2 separate regions of the Homo sapiens genome follow, and region 2 is linked to region 1. Evidence: chromatin contacts called from ENCODE Hi-C data. All regions are on one chromosome and are shown on one strand. The core of a region is the stretch at or near the end of the contact, and the rest is flanking DNA. Distances in the headings are between cores, read along the strand shown.

Region 1 (2,700 bases), core at 41-2,540:
CACTTTGGAGGATTTCCATGAAATAGCCTACCAATCCTACTTCCCATTTCTGCTGCACTTGGATTTTCTATTTCATATTTCAAATATTTTTCTAGTTATCTCCTGTGCATTGCCCTTCTCTACTTCAAGTAGATTGTAAGCTTCTTAAAACCTTACTCTTATTACACTTGCCTTGCATTTCTATGAAGATCTACTGTTGTAGATGACACACTAAATTCTCAGTGAATAATTTATAAAATCTTTAGCACAGTCCTTGGCACATATGCATGTTTAACAAATGGTATCAATGATTATTATTACTACACAGGGACTGATGCCTCAAACTGAAGACCTAATAGGAAACCAGAAAATTCTGATCTCTTCCTCAGTCCTAAGAACTCTGCTTGCTTTCTCCACAATTTAGACTAGTGGTTTCCAACAATAAGTGAGTACATTTCAGTCTCATAGTCTCATCTCTCTACTACGAAACAGTGCTAAGTATGATATAGACATCACCATAACATGAACAACACAGCAAAATTTTGTCCATTACTGCTCTCTTTGAGGGTACTTTGGAGAAAGGAAAATGGAATAGTTGTAGTTACATTTTTGAAAAAATGGTTAATACCCTATCTATCGACAGATGGATCTATTGATGGATAAACTTCATTTAACTTTCATGAAGTTACTAGCGTCTTGTCAAGACTTCCTGGCTCAAGTTTCTGATGTACAGAACTTAGCATTCTTCAGGCACCCCCCTGTTGTATAATCCCTGCTTCATTTTGGCGCTTCAAGCAGAATTGGTTCACATGCAGCAATAGGAAAATCCGACATTCAGGCCTTGAATGGTTCACATGACGCAGTGAAAACGGTCGATTTAGGGCCTCCCTAGTCCTGATTATTTTTTTTTGAGACGGAGTCTCGCTTTCTCGCCAGGCTGGAGTGCAGTGGCGCGGTCTCGGCTCACTCCAACTTCCGCCTGCTGGGTTCAAGCGATTCTCCTGCCTCAGCCTCCCAAGTAGTGGGAATTACAGGCACGCGCCACCATGCCCAGCTAATTTTTGTATTTTTAGTAGAGATGGGGTTTCACCATGTTGGGCAGGCTGGTCTGTGAACTCCTGACCTTGTGATCCGCCCACCTCGGTCTCCCAAAGTGCTGGGATTACGAGCGTGAGCCACGGCGCCCGACCCCCTAATCCTGATTTTCGAAGATATGACGCATGTATCCTGCCCCCGCGAGCGCCGTCGCGCCGTCGCGCCACATACGTCACACGCTCTTCGGAAAGCGTTGCTGCGTAAATGGCGGGGGCGTGTCTTTTGGCTCCTCCGCGTGTAGTTACCTGAGAAACGCGGGAAGTTGGGCCCAGGCAGTGTTGCTGCGGTTGCCTAAGTTGTTTTTCTATTTCTGGAGAGAGCCGTGAGCTTGTCCAGGGGCCCCAATCCTGAGGCCGACCCGGTTTCTGGCGCGGTGCGATGGAGGTAGTGGAGGCCGCCGCCGCTCAGCTGGAAACTCTGAAATTCAATGGCACCGACTTTGGAGTTGGGGAAGGTCCGGCGGCTCCGTCTCCGGGCTCTGCCCCTGTGCCAGGGACACAGCCGCCGCTACAGTCGTTTGAGGGGTCCCCGGACGCTGGGCAGACCGTGGAGGTTAAGCCTGCCGGGGAGCAGCCTCTGCAGCCCGTTCTGAACGCCGTCGCGGCCGGGACCCCGGCGCCGCAGCCACAGCCACCGGCTGAATCGCCGGCCTGCGGAGACTGCGTCACCTCCCCAGGAGCCGCAGAGCCTGCGCGGGCGCCGGACTCCTTGGAGACCTCGGACTCGGATTCGGACTCGGACAGGTCGGGTGCCTAAGGGACCCGGAGCTGTGGGGAGAGGTCTTGTATGACGGGCGGGGGTGGCTGGGGCCTAGGAGCCTAGAGGTTGCTTGTGTGGGCCCTGGAGGGTGGGCAGGTCGTTGGTGCTCCGGGCTCACGTGTTGAAGTATTGGCTCCGACTGCCCCTTATTCGCTGCCTCTCAAAGCAGGTCGCGTTGTGAATCTGAGCTTAGTACTGACTTATTTCCTAAATTTGGTGGCCTGAAGGGTTCTATGTATAGATCGTATCATTTTTTGTTAGACTTTAGAAAACCCGAGGATCTTAGGTTATTTCCGTAACTACTCAGTTTAGGCTGTACTTTTGTGGTTATAGTTGAGTTTTGTGTCAGATCTGATTTTTTTTTATCATCACATCTAGGCTTTGTTTTTTGAACCACATACATTGGGGATCAGGAAAAGTATTATTTTTTGTGTTTCAAAGCTGGCTCTTGATGATTACGTTAATTTATAGAATCCTTGCAGGGAACACGTGTTTATGAAAGTAGCCAAACAGTGTTATTTAGTAGTATCTTATGCTTCTTACGTTTTGTGAGAGCCTTTCCCCCTTGCCCCCACACCTGTCTTTTAAATATGAAATCTCTGGGCTGGAGAGGACTCCAGCATGTGGGATGTTACTAAACCACACTGAACATTGTCTACAAATAGTTGAGTGTGTTGAGTGGGGTACTGAACAGGTTAACAAGATAGACACGTGTTGAGGAGGTGAGAAGTTTAGTTTTCAGGGAAGTCATCAGCGGAGAGTGGAAGTGAAGAAGGCTGAAGGATTTGAGTAGAAGGAGAGGGTATGAAATGTACTGGGAGGGGGAAGTAACAACTGTAAACAAGGTTGGATTTCTTGGCAGTACTA
Region 2 (2,700 bases), core at 18-2,517, 1.8 Mb before region 1:
AGCATGAATCCTATTGTGATGGCGTCTTTTTCCATCTCCTGGGAAGACAATTCTAACAAACAACTCTATTATATCTATCCAGTTTGATTTTGTCCTCTTTCTCTTCCTCCTGGTAATAACAGCCTTAATCTTTTTTGGATCATGAGTTTTTGTGGTGTCTTTCCAAATCGCACTGTATTCTATCTTTAGAGATACAAGATTATGACTTGCTGTTTCAGAATCTAGAGTCAGATCTATGTAAAATGAATTAAGAATGTTTTGTCGACCATAATGTTGTGGCAGAAGTCTAGAATCATCATCCCTTGTTAAAATGGAAAAGCTCATAAAGTTTTTGTCTTAATACCTGTTATTGATACATACCCTTATATCAGTTACTAATTATTTGAGTGAATAGTTTACTCTGCTATCTCACTTATTAGAGCTTTAAATAAGAAAATATGGTCTGAAAGTTTTGTTTTCATCTAGTGTGCGTATCATATCCTATTCTTTATATTTTCAGGTTTTCAGAACTGCATCTTATTCATTTTCCGAATAAAGCACAAAGTGCTCAAAATCAGAGTTTAATCTCTTCCTCTAATATTCGACTATCTTCGGTAGCATTCATGTATTTTTAGTTAACATAACGATTGGTTTAGTTTTGGCTTATTTAAAGCATTTTACACTTGCTGTTTCAGATGTCAGATGTCCCCTGTGAGCTTCTTCCTTGAGGCAGCCTGCTCTATAGGACAGGTGAGCCCAGCGGGAGCCAGCCCACTGCAGACCCAAACCCTCTAGTCCTTGTCACAAAAAGAGGCTGGGACCTGATGGTGGTTCTCTTCCTGACTTTTCCTGGTGGTCCTTCTGACTTGGAGTGGCCTGGCAATTTCGGTGGCGTGACAGCCGGAATGCTGCCACTAAAATTCCTCTCTGGGCACCATGAGCGGCTGACAGGGCACGCGGAGAAAACGATTCGCTTCTCCCAGGATTGGTGGAGCGACCGCTGTTGGACGAATGTGGTCGTCCCTGGATGTCTGAGCAAAGAGACACTGCCATGGCGGCCGCCGGTCAGCGTATAAGGTCTGTTAGGGAGACCCGAAGCCCTGCACCAGGAACGCAGTTTGGCTCGCCCAGCCCACCCTGCAGGGCTGGCTCTCCAGGCGCTGGGTCCGGGGAGAAGAGGACAGCTGCCCCGCCGCACCGCGCATCCTTCCATCCACTGTGGTACATGGCGCTGCCCCGGTCTCCAACGTCGCGCCACACCTTCACGGTCTCACCCGGAAGTCGAAGCCCAGAGACGGTGCCGGCCGCACCCAATCACTGCTCTGCCGCTCCGACTTCCGCTACGGACTCGCCCAGCCTCCTGGGAGAAACGCTGCAGTGCTTGGGGTGCTGAAGCCCCTTGAGAGCCTTGTGTTCTGTGAGAAAGTTGCATTCTGAAGGAACCTCAGCTGTTTGCTTTGCTCTTCTGCCACCCAACCCTACCTGTGCCAGACTGAGGGCTCTCCCTGCCCCGCCTTAACAGAAGAGAATTCCAGTTGCTGTTTTAATTTATTGAATCTTATTTATAACTGGTTGGAGAAAAATATGGTTATAATTCCCACTGAACAGCTTATTAAAAGTTACAGTAACACTATGATAATTGAGATATTGTCTTTTAGGGAATAAATAATGAAATTATAAGATGAAATATACAGATGAAATTATAAGATGTCTGGGAATTTACTCCATTGGCAGGAGAAGTTGCTGGGGTTATAAAGATTGTTAATTCAAATGATAGAAATTGGTTTCTTTTTATGTGTACGTTCTTCATAATGTTCTCTCTACTATTATGGATGTATGAAATACTCCACAATTTAAAAGCTTCCTTTTATACCCGGCATGGAAGCTCATGCCTGTAATCCCAGCACTTTGGTAGGCTGAGGTGGGCGGATCACATGAGCTCTGGAGTTTGAGACCAGCCAGGCCAACATGGTGAAACCCTGTCTGTACAAAAAATACAAAAATTAGCCGGACATGTTGGCCCGCCCCTGTGGTCCCAGCTACTCCGGAGGCTGAGGTGGGAGAATCGCTTGAACCTGGGGAGTTGAGGTTGCAGTGAGCCAGGATGGCGCCACTGCACCTCAGTCTGGACGACAGAACGAGAGCTTGTCTCAAAAAAATAAATAAACGAAAGATTTATTTCAAAAGGCTAATCATGTTTCAGCGTTATCAATGCCTCGTTCCAGAAAAGCTCATTTCTCTTACTCTTTTCTTTGAGCCGCCTCCCCGTTTTCAGTCCGCCTCAGGGCTCTCAGATTCTGTCTCCTTTGTCTTCCTCCTCACAGTTGTCCCTAATCTTAATCGATTTTCCATCCTCTACCAATTTCCTGTCTACACCCTCTTTAATCTCATAAAACTGCCAAATTAGTTTAAATCGGGATTGAGGAAAGAGCGAGACTAGGCATTGTGCTTCCATCTGGGTGTGTGTGTCTTGTGTGTGGATCCCAGGCCTGGTCTCAGATTACCTGAGTCATCTGGGGCTGGTCCCTGATATCCTCTCTTCATCCTTTTGTGGTCACATGAAGACAAGGAAAATCAACCTCAATTTCCCTTTAAGTTTTCTGTAAATATAAACACCAATAAAGACATATCTTCTGGAAAACTTGTTTTTTTTTTTTTTTTTTTTTTGAGACTGAATCTCTCTTAGTCACCCAGGCTGGACTGCAGTGGCAAGTTCGTAGC

What was found. A loop is a pair of places that touch in the nucleus more often than their neighbours do. Pooled maps may share reads with other maps.
Region 2: a loop to region 1 is called in a map of CD4-positive, alpha-beta memory T cell, with 6 times the contacts of the local background. The contact joins the promoter of FAM218A here to the promoter of NAF1 in region 1. A Hi-C loop is called at or near these places in 1 of 168 maps with a recorded cell type or tissue (CD4-positive, alpha-beta memory T cell), 1 of 37 single-sample maps with no recorded cell type and 11 of 50 pooled maps.

The regions. Positions count from the first base shown.
Region 1 is chr4:163,165,480-163,168,179 of GRCh38, reverse strand. NAF1 (nuclear assembly factor 1 ribonucleoprotein) reads left to right here and starts at 1,290. Exons shown (of 8, transcript NM_138386.3): 1 at 1,290-1,817. The coding sequence starts at 1,453. RefSeq lists enhancers at 1,337-1,536, 1,557-1,676, 1,707-1,786, 1,278-2,145.
Region 2 is chr4:164,955,515-164,958,214 of GRCh38, reverse strand. It overlaps FAM218A (family with sequence similarity 218 member A), which reads right to left and starts at 1,267. Exons shown (of 1, transcript NR_160935.1): 1 at 1-1,267. It also overlaps a transcript of TRIM61 not described here. RefSeq lists enhancers at 1,008-1,167, 1,468-1,517.